2 separate regions of the Homo sapiens genome follow, and region 1 is linked to region 2. Evidence: read pairs that join two places in POLR2A ChIA-PET (ENCODE). Cell type or tissue: HepG2. All regions are shown on one strand. Links, peaks and the distances in the headings refer to the core of each region. The heading gives the core; the rest is flanking DNA.

The links. ChIA-PET counts read pairs that join two places held together with the same protein. Peaks named below come from ENCODE experiments on the same cell type or tissue, not always from the same donor. Only the 100,000 strongest peaks of a DNase experiment are listed, where the experiment ranks them.
Region 1: POLR2A ChIA-PET joins it to region 2 with 10 read pairs; 10 of 35 experiments call an interaction of 5 or more read pairs at or near these places.

What each region holds. Positions count from the first base shown.
Region 1 is chr2:27,174,664-27,180,035 of GRCh38, reverse strand. No RefSeq gene overlaps it. Among named protein-coding and RNA genes, the nearest start is that of TCF23, 28 kb to the right of the region's middle. In HepG2, for the core only: no CTCF peak of the experiment used is centred there; a DNase peak (open chromatin) is centred at 2,095.
Region 2 is chr2:27,091,697-27,097,068 of GRCh38, reverse strand. KHK (ketohexokinase) reads right to left here. Exons shown (of 8, transcript NM_006488.3): 2 at 4,621-4,737; 3 at 2,135-2,269; 4 at 268-340. Among named protein-coding and RNA genes, the nearest start is that of KHK, 7.6 kb to the right of the region's middle. RefSeq lists enhancers at 3,289-3,874, 3,875-4,460. In HepG2, for the core only: a CTCF peak has its summit at 3,074; DNase peaks (open chromatin) are centred at 638, 1,218, 2,998 and 3,978; H3K4me3 peaks cover 1,418 bases.

The DNA of each region.
Region 1 (5,372 bases), core at 211-5,210, 83 kb before region 2:
TCTTTGTTGGTTCAGCTTCTCAAACTGAGCAGTGGTTAATTGTGGGTCTTTCAAGCTGTCCAAATTGACATTTGATGTCATATCCAACGTTCAAATAAGAATCCTTGTACTGACTGGGTAAAGAGGCTCATGCCTGTAATCCCAGCACTTTGTGAGGCCGAGGTGGGAGGTTTGCTTGAGCCCAGGAGTTTGAGACCAGCCTGGGCAACATAGTGAGACCTCATCTCTACTAGAAATTAAACAAAAAAATTATCCAGGCTAGGGCAGAAGAGGTCAAGGCTGCAGTGAACCATGATTACACCACTACACTCCAGCCTGGGTGACAGAGCAAGATTCTGTCTCAAAAAAAAAACAAAAACGAAACAAAACAAAACAAAGAAAAAAGAAAAAAAATGAAACCAAAAAAAGAATTCTTGTATATTGATCACACTCTTACCAGCTTCTATGACTTAGGGCAACAGAAACAAATCTGAAGGTGTTCCCCTTTTGGCACTTTGTGAGTTCCCTGCCCCCTGCCCCAAATCAGACAAAGACATCACAAGAAAAGAAATCTACAGAACATCATCCCCTATGAATACAGTGCAAAAATATTCAAAAATATTAGTAAACAAAAACTAGCAGCTTGGCTGAACACAGGTTCTAAAAACAAACAAAACAAAACAAAAAACAACAAAAAAACACTAGCAGCACACAAAAAGGGTTTTACACCATGACTAAGTGGGATTTATCCCAGGATTGCAACTGTGGTTCAGCATATGCAAATCAATTAATGTGCTATGCCACATTAATGAAATGAAGGGGTGAAACCATATGATCATCTTAATAGATGCAGATAAAGCATTTTACAAAATCCAACACCCTTTCATGATAAAAACACTCAACAAACTAAGAATAGAAGGGACATTCCTCAACCTGATGAAAGGCACTTATGAAAAACTCACAGTTAATACTATTATAATTAATGATGAAAGACTGAAGTTTTCTCCCTAAGATCAGGAATAAAACAAAGATGCCTATTGCTGTCACTTTTATTCAACCTTGTACTGGCAGTTCTAGCCAGAACAATTAGGCAAGAAAAATATATATAGAAGTCATCCAAATTGGAAAGGAAGAAGTAAAACCACCTGCATTTGCATACAACATGATTTTGTATATAGAAAATCCCAAAGAATACACCAAAAATACTATTAGAACTAAGAAACAGGCCGGGCAGGTAGCTCACACCTGTAATCCCAGAACTTTGAGAGGTGGAGATGGGTGGATAACTTGAGATCAAGAGTTTGAGACCAGCCTGGGCAACAAGCAAGACTCCATTTCTACAAAAAAAAATTTGAAAATCAGCTGGGCATAGTGGCGCACACCTGTAATCCCAGCTACTCTGGAGGCTGAGATGGGAGGATTGCTTGAGCCCAGGAGGTGGAGGCTGCAGTGAGCTGAGATCACACTATTGCATTCCAACCTGGGTGACAGAGGGATACCCTGTCTCAAAAAACAAAAAAAGAAGAAAAAAATTAGTAATACAGTTACTTATATAGCATATTTTTGTCTTAAAATTACGTCAGGAAGTTTTTATTTCTATATTATTCCAATAAAAACAGATGCATGAGAAGAAGCACCCCCTTTTCTCCTGTTCTCCTTTGCTGGATCAAGTCATATCTTCACATATTGTCTGGAATTGCTACAGCTATTTTGAAACCCAAAGTGAAAGCATCATCAACCTGCTGAGGATAGCAAGGCAGAAAGACAAATTCATCGGTGGACCTGGATCTGTGATGACTTCATCAAGGCTCTGAGCCAATCGTGGACCACCTGGCCTCCAGACATCATCTTATGTGAAATGATGGCTGTCCTTATTGTGTAAGCTATTTGGTTTGAGTATGTTCTGCCTAGCAGCTAGAAGCGTCCAACTGATGCCAATGCTTCTGGTAAAAGTTGTGATTAAAGCAGATAACGGTGTTAGCTGACGTGCTGATAAAATCGGAATCAGTACATGGCCAAGTCATGGATCTGGTGGAAAGTATTCAAATAGATCAATGCATGCTTGGTGATGCTGGTGCCTGTCATCATAAACATCCATCCAGGCCATCATGATCACCTCCGAATGGTACAGGACTAAAGTCCAATTCAGGATCTACACACCCTGCTTATAATAATGCCCTAACTTCCTTTGAAGATGAAACGCATTTCTCTGTGTTCTTTGAACTATTGTACAGAAAAACTTCCCCAGGAAACTCTTTGAACTCATATTTGTTTGTTTCTCATTAAACAAAACAAAAAAAAAATTGGCCAGGTGCGGTTGTTCATGCCTGTAATCTCAGCACTTTGGGGAGCTGAGGCGGGCGGATTGCTGAGCCCAGGAGTTCAAGGCCAGCCTGGGCAACATGATGAAACACTGTTTCTACTAAAAAATACAAAAATTAGCCGCGTGTGGTGGCATGTGCCTGTAGTCCCAGGTACAGGAGGGAGGCTACAGGAGGCTGAGGTGAGAGGATCACTTGAGCCCAGGAGCCAGAGGTTGCAGTGAGCCGCGATCACACCACTGTACTCCAGCCTGTGCAACAGAGTGAGACTGTCTCATAAAGATAAAAAATTTAAAAACTGGCCAGGTGTGGTGGCTCATGTCTGTAATCCTACCACTTTGGAAGGCTGATGTGGGCAGATCGCCTGAGGTCAGGAGTTTGAGACCAGCCTGGCCAACATGGTGAACCCCTCTCTCTACTAAAAATACAAAAATTAGCCGGGCATGGTGGTGCATGCCTGTAGTCCCAGCTACTCAAGAGGCTGAGTCAGGAGAATCGCTTGAACCTGAGATGCAGAGGTTGCAGTGAGCCGAGATTGCATCACTGCACTCCAGCCTAGGTGACAGGACGAGACTCTGTCTCAAAAAAAAAAAAAAAAAAAATTAAAAAACTAAAAAAAATTATACATTTCATATAGTTTACAAGTCAAATAACCTAAAAAGGCATACACTTGAAAGATTCACTCTCTTGGTGGTGTGTGGCGCCTGTAGTCCCAGCTACTTGGGAGGGTGAGACAGAAGGACTGCTTGAGCCCAGGAGTTCAAGGCTGCAGTGAGCTGTGATAATGCCACTGCACTCTAGCCTGGGCAACATAGTAAGACCTCATCTCAAAAAAAAAAAAAAAAAAACAAGACTCACTTTCACCTTATCCCCCATCTGCTCCAGTTTCCACTAGAACAAGTAACTGCTTTTTATTGTTTTGTGTGTGTGTGTGTGTGTGTGTGTGTGTGTGTGTGTATCTTATGCAAATAAAACAGAAATGATGTATGATCTGGTAGCATAAAATACACACTGCTTTGTACTTTTCGTCTTATCCATTTAAAATCTCTTTTCACATTACTGTCACAGCAAAATATGAGAAAGAACTGTTTCCCATAGAGCATGTTGTCAAACTTTGAGTTTTTATCCATATGATAGGTGAGATGGGTTTTTTTTGTTTTGTTTTGTTTTGTTTTGTTTTTAGAAGGAGTCTCACTCTGTCACCCAGGCTGGAGTTCGGTGGCATGATCGCAACTCACTGCAACCTCCACCTCCCAGGTTCAAGTGATTCTCCTGCCTCAGCCTCCCAAGTAGCTGGGGCTGCAGGTGCGCGCCACTGTGCCCAGCTAATTTTTGTATTTTTAGTAAAGACAGGGTTTCGTCGTGGTCGCCAGGCTGGTCTTGAACTCCTGACCTCAAGTGATCCACCCGTCTCAGCCTCCAAATGTGCTGAGAATTACAGGTGTGAGCCACTGTGCCTGGCTATGAGACAGTATTTCAGTGTAGCTTTAATCTACACTTCCCTTTATTATTAATGAGCTGGCCTCTCTCTTTGTGTTGCTAACTGGCCATTTGTATTCCCTTCCTGAGATCTGTCTGTTTATATTCTTTCTCCATTTTTCTATGGGGTTTTGGTCTTTTTCTTAATGATTTCTAGGAGCTCTTTAAATATTAGGGAGATTATCCCTATGTTTATGACCTGAGCTCAAATACTGTTGTCCAGTCTGACACTTGCCTTTTGATTATGCTGATAGTGATTTTTGCCTTGCTGATTTTCTTCACACTATTTTTAGGTTTAGAAGTAGAACAGGGAGGGCTGGGTGTGGTGGCTCATGCCTGTAGTCACAACACTTTTGGAGGCCAAGGCTGGTGGATCACCTGAGGTCGGGAGTTCGAGACCAGCCTGACCAACATGGAGAAACCCCATCTCTATTAAAAACACAAAATTAGCCAGGCGTGGTGGCACACGCCTGTAATCCCAGCTACTCGGGACGCTGAGGCAGGAGAATCCCTTGAACCCGGAAGGCGGACGTTTCAGTGAGCCGAGATCGCACCATTGCACTCCAGCCTGGGCAACAAGAGCGAAACTCCATCTCAAAACAAAGACAAACAAAAAAAAGAAGTAGAACGGGGAGAAGGAGCCAGGAAGAAGACTGAGTTGATTAGGAAACCTAGAGAAGTGTTTCAAGAAGGATGGAGCTGGGAGTAATGCCAGAGGCCAAAGTGGAAGGATTGCTTGAGGCCAGGAGTGAGCTGCCAGGCTGTACTGAGCTATGATCACACCACTGCACTCCAGCCTGGGCGACAGAGTAAGGTCCTGTCTCTCAAAAGAAAAAAAAAAAAAGGAAAGAAGAGAAAAGATGGAGTAGTGAAATCAAATGATGCCCAAAACACAAAAACATAGCGACACAAGACCACAGAAATCGACATCAGCTTTGGCAAAAGGGAGGCCACCAATAACCTTACCAGTGCTGTTGTAGGAGTGAGCTGGAGATGGGCTCTTGATTGGAGTGAGTGAGTGAGGAAAGACAATGGAGACAGCAATAATAGAGAGCACTTAAATTTTTTTGCTATGCAGCAGGCCAGGGAAATGTGGTGGTAGTTAAGGTGGGGAAGTGGGGTCAGGAGTTTTGTTTAATGGGAGATGCCATGCTAGAGAGTGTTTGCATGCTAATATACGTGAGAGAAATGATCCAGTGGAGGGCGAGAAGCTGAGGATGCAGAAGGCAGAGGGAATAATTTTAGGAGTGAGGCCCTTTGGAAGAGCAAGAGGGGGTGGGATTCTGGCCCCAGAAAAGAACAGGCCTCTGGTGGGAAGGGGCGCATCACCCATGGTGAGCCTGGACACGCCAGCTGGGAAATGGGTAGCTGTGGTAACAGCCACATTGCACCTTGGTGAAATCATAGCTCACTGCAGCCTGGCGCCACCATAGCTCACTGCAGCCTTGTGCGACCACAGCTCACTGCAGCCTGTCTGAAAACAGGGGATTACTGCCTGATTGCTCTTGTTTTTGTCATGAAGTACGTGGTGATGGCAAGCTGAGAGGTTCTGAGGAGAAAAAAGAAGGCGAGAAATAAATGTGTTAGAATGTA
Region 2 (5,372 bases), core at 294-5,293:
ATGGGGCAGCCCGTAGCACAGAAAGCACAGGACTTTGCCTGGAGCCAGCTGTGCTTACGTTCTGCTGTGTGACCTTGAGTAAGTCATCTAATCTTTCTGGGCCTTAGTTTTCTCACCTGAAGACATAAGGAAAGATGGAGAGAGAATGAGGGGGTTGGGTTCATTTATCTCTAAGGTACTTCATGATTCAAAGAAACCAAGGAGGCAGAACATGTGGAGGAGGCTGGCAGGTTGAGCCCCTTGAAACACAGGTAAGGCAGGGCTTACCTCAATGTGGATCCACTTGAACTGGGTCAGATCAACCTTCTCAAAGTCTGTAGCAGACACATCTGGCAGGCTCCTAGGTCACAGGATGGAAAAGACAGAGAAGAAGGAGCATGATGGGGTCAGGCAGAGCCAGGATCTCTAACTGGCAGCTGTGGACCCTGTGCCTGCACTGCTGGCAGCATGACAGGAAGCTGGATCCACAGCACAGGATTCTCAGGCTCAGCTCCAGGGTTGTCCCTGTTACAGTCTGCTGGGGTGCCCTTTCCTGAGTTTGAGGTTGTGATTAAATTATCTCGGTAAACTGAACTGCAACACATGTCAACTGGCAAGGTCTGTGTGCCTTGGAGACTGCATCTCCCAGAATGCACTGAGAGCGCCAAGCCTACACTTCCCAGAATCCCTTGCAGCAGCACACGGCTCCCACAGGCAGAGCCCTGGGAAAGTATAAAGCCCGCGACCCCCTGCCTGGGCTGTCTGGTCCCCCTCACTTCTGGCGCCCCAGCGTTGGGGTTTACCTATGGCACCCCTGTCCTGCGTTTAATAGCTCCCCGTTGCAACCCTGAGGTCAAGGTAGCACTTGAGGAAGAGTTTGTGTTTGGCCGGTTTAGGAAAGGGGACTCCCGATAGAGGTCTGCCTTGACCCTCCTGAGCCAGAGACCTCAACTCAGCCAAAGTCCCCGCTCCACGTTCTGTAGCCGAGTCCTTCCACTTAACTATAGCTGTGTGATCTGCCCGGGCCTTTGGGAGGCAACTTCCACATTGATAAATGGGGCTGAAACCCCCAGCCCCCTTGCAGCCTGCTGCAGTTGCAGGTAATGTGTGTGAATGTGCCTGGACTGAGGCCAGTGGGCAAGAAACATTTCTCCTCAGAGCTCCTCTCCTGTAAATAGCTATGTTGTGTCCTTGATCAGGGTTACTACGGATTGTTGCTTAACAAGCATTTGACTAGGATTGCCCAATGCGAAGGTCACCTGTAGCACATATGCCTGCCTACTCACACTCACTGCACATATGAAGCCCAGGGATGGCTGCCCCTCCTCCAGGTCCGGCAGTCAGGCTGGGCCGTAGGAACAGCCTGAACCTGAGGGCTGCTGGGCTTGGGCCCTCTCAGCCATAACAGTACCTGGCACGTACTAGGTTCTTAGTACACTAAACCTCTAAAATCCTGCAGGAGGGAGTCTGCAAGGGATAAGAAGTGTCTAGGCCCATGGGGCCTCTCTTGAGTGGCCTGGGACCCTGAAGGGAGGGATAGCCCCTTCCCCCAGGTCAGCACCATGTTAGATGACCCTGATCTGCTGACCCCATGTTTCCTTTCCCCTCCTTCAGCAATGGCTGTGAATGGTGTGTGGCCTGGCTTCATCATGCTGGAAACTTTGGGGGGCTGATCTCTTTTACACACCCAAACCCCAGCTCCTTGGTGCCATGCTGCAGGCTGGCAACTCTGGGGCTGACTTTGGAAATCCCAGTGGGCACCCCCCCACAGCCCTTCTTAAGAAGGGTTGAATCCCATCTCCCACCCTTCTGTCCTGAGAACAGTTTCCCCGCACCCACAGCCAAGCTGCTGATTAACGATTTAATAATTATGGAGGAATCACTTAATAAATTACAGTTTATATAGGCCTGCCTGCCCTTCTTTGGTGTTGACCAAGGCCAAGTCACCAGGCACAGCAAAGCCCATCCCTTCCCACCTCACTTTTCCCCTAATTGAAAGCAATTAGGAAATCACTGGACATTTTGGCAGGGGAGCAACTTCTGGTACACAGAAGCCACAGAGGGGGGCAGTTGGGATGCCCATGGTGGCGAGTGAGGGAACTGATTGAGCCAACTGATTGGTGGGTTGTAGCAGGGCGAGGCCCGGGGGCCTTACGTGTCATGGAGCACAATGGTACGGTTGCCATTGGAGTTGTTGATGATGCAGCAGGAGCTGGGGGTGTCCCCCTTGCTCTGCCAGGCCACCTGAGACACGTCCACGCCCCGCCGCCTGAAGTCGGCCACCAGGAAGCTTAGGGTGGAGGCCGGGCCAGGAAAAGGGCAAGGAGACACAGATTAGAGCCTGGAAGTGGTCTGGACCTCCAAAAGGAGTGGGGAGAGGGTGCTGGAGCACACGAGCCTCTAAGAGAAGAAGAGTCCTGTTCTGGGAGTTTTGGTGGCGGCGGCAGCAGCTGGCAAGGCACAGACAGTTGTACAAACCTGTCATAGTATAGGATGGTGCGGCTACCACTGGCCTCGTTGATGATGACCGTGGCGATGGGGACGGAGCCTGTGGTCTGAAAGACTGTGTAGCGTAGGTCCACAGAATAGCGGCGGAGGTCATCCAGGACAAAACTGCTAGGGCGGAGTAACCCGAAGGGGGTGCAGTTCGACAAGGGTTTTGGGGACTGGAGGGTAGCTGGCAGGGCCACTAGGGACCCTGAAAGGCAGGGGTGCAAGCAAAGGGGGCTGGGAGAGAACTGGGAATCACAGTCTTGCCACAGGCAGTGCAACAGGGCAGGAGATGCAGGAGTGCAGAGCCTGGAGCTCAGAGAGAGAAACACTAAGGGCCATCCTTTTAGGTCTTGGCTGAAGCATGCTCCGATCCTGACTCTGTTTTTCAGTCCAACTCATGCTGGAAAGGATTTGCTCCTGTTCATAAAGCTAGACAGGACCCTAGAACCTGTACACTGTTTGAACCAAGCATGTGGGGGCACCGTGGCTTGTTTCCTGCAATGCCCAAACAGGATTAATAATTAATCTCCAAGGCAATACTTTGCCCCCAGCTGTCCTCCACAAGCTCATCCAGGGTGCTGTCCTCTCTCAGTCCCTCCCAGTCCTAATGCTGTGATTCCTCTCACTCTCTGCCTGCCTCCAGGAGGCCCAGCCTGGAAGTGGTGCTGCCTTGGTGAGCCAGCTCACTGCTTTGTCCTCCTGCAGCCAGGTGAACCCTCCTGGGCAATCAGCTGGCTCCCCGTGCCTGATGCCACTCAGTATGGGCCTGGTCCAGAACTCTCTCCTGGAATGCCCTCCATGCAGAGTGAGCCCAGGGGCAAGGACAAGGAGGTCAGCCCCAGCCCTTCCAGCCCTCTATGGACAGGCATTGTTCTGTGCTCAAGAACTGGCAATTATGCCCAGCAGTCCAGCCACCATCCTGGCTTTTCTCACCTGGCCAGAGCCCGCTTTCAGCAACACCAAAGCTGGATAATACAGATTTGCATAAAGATACCAAGTCAGGGCATCATCCCTTGACTTACAACTCCTTTAAATAGTAACTTTCCCAAAGCATTGGAAATATGGTTTGGTTTGCCAAATAACTTTCGCACCCCAGTGCCTGGGACATGGTAGGTGCTCTCTAAATGTTTGTCGAGCACATGGGGAGAATTCTGAATAAACCACCCATTGGCCTGATTGCTATGTAAAGGAGAGTCGACCATCCTAAGCCAGAGCCACAGTCCTGCCTCTAGCTCAGAGGAAAGGAGCTATTAAAGAGGTTTAATGAGTCACCAGCCCTTGGTTCTGAGCCGTCCTGTCCCATCTCACAGGGCAGATTCTCTCCCTCTATTCTCTTCCTGCCAGTTCATCAAGGCAGGGAGTTTGGCTGTAGCTCAGGTGGTTGGACTCTGCCAGCAGCCCCCTTCAAACCAGGGTTCAAAGGGCTGCCCTTCACAGGCCAGCAACCTGGCAGCCTGCCCCCGTGCCCACAGTGTGCAAAGTGTGGGCCTCACCTCCCGATAAGTGCTTGCTGAGTCGGCAGCGCCAGGGGTCAAAGGGCTCTGAGGTCCCTGCAGCAGCCAACATGGAGGGCGTGCATGAGCCATTTAGGGCTATAGCCCTGACAGCCGGGGAACTGGGAGGTGTGGGTTCTGAGCCCAGCTTTAGCATGTGGCTTCAGGGTGTCCTTGAACAGGGTACTCTCACTGCTTCAGTGAACAACAGGGACATGAGCACCAGCCCTGCCTCTCAACTGGGACAGAAACTGTGGGCCTGGACCTGGGGGAGGATGGGTACCACGTGTCCCTAACTGCCTTCTGCCTCAAGCATGGCCAGGATAAGGGACTTAAGATAAGGCAAAGGCACATCCACCGCAGAGTCTGCAGGAAGCAAGGAAGGAGAAAGGAAGAGGCTGAAGCAGGCTCCAGAAGTGTCCAGGAAACAAGCTGTGGCAAGGAAAGCTTCACAGGGGCAGCATCAGCCCCCGAACCGCAGAGAGGCCACGCCAAGGCAGGGCTGGGCGTCTGGTGCTCCGCCATGCCCCCTCCCCGCGTTTCTGCTGGACACAACCCATTTCTAATCCCCCATCCACCCAGGGTGGATACATCCTTCTTCTCCCACAATGATGCAGGCAGGCCTTCCCCAGTGGGCTCTCCCTCCTGGACTTACTCAGCAACATGGCCAGGAGCCATTGAGCCCATGAAGGCACAGGGGGCTCCGAGCAGGGAGAGAACGGTGCAGGAGTTGGACGCGTTGCCTCCGCGCTGCCATCTCTGGGACAAACACCTGCAAAGCACAGGGAGGGTCCCTGCAGCCCCAGCAGGCTGATCCCAAGCACAGTCTCCTGTATAGGGGCCTACAGAATGTAACAGCTGGGGACTCCTCTCAGAAAGCATCTAGGCCGACGTCTCACTTTGTACCCGGGGCAGCCGAGGCCGGCCAAGGGAAGGAGCTTGGCTGAGAGCGGTGTCTACCTCCCCAGCCCAGGCTAAATTCAAGCTGACAGCAGTTCCTTTCAATATTTCCATCTGTTCCTAGGGCAACAGGAAACCACTCACTTGGGTCCATCACTATTCGAGAGACCCACTAACTCCAGGTCATCTCCTCCTCACCTTTCACCCCAGTCAGAGCTGCTCCAGACGCTGCACCTTTGGCCTCCTCCTTGAGAGCTGGAGCAACTCCAAGGACCTCGGGGACTAAGTGCCTCTTCCCAAAGGTATCACATTTACACCTACCCCTGTGTTAGGAGTGTCTACTTCAATAGAAACTGCAGAGCTATAAAATCAAACGAGTAAGACAGGACAGCAAACCTGGACGTTGGTCGTTTAAGAAGTGGCAGCAGGGAGCACTTCTCCATCTTTACTAAAAACCAACCAAAAGGAAACTAACAAGACACACGTGAAGGGCTTCATTGTCATCAG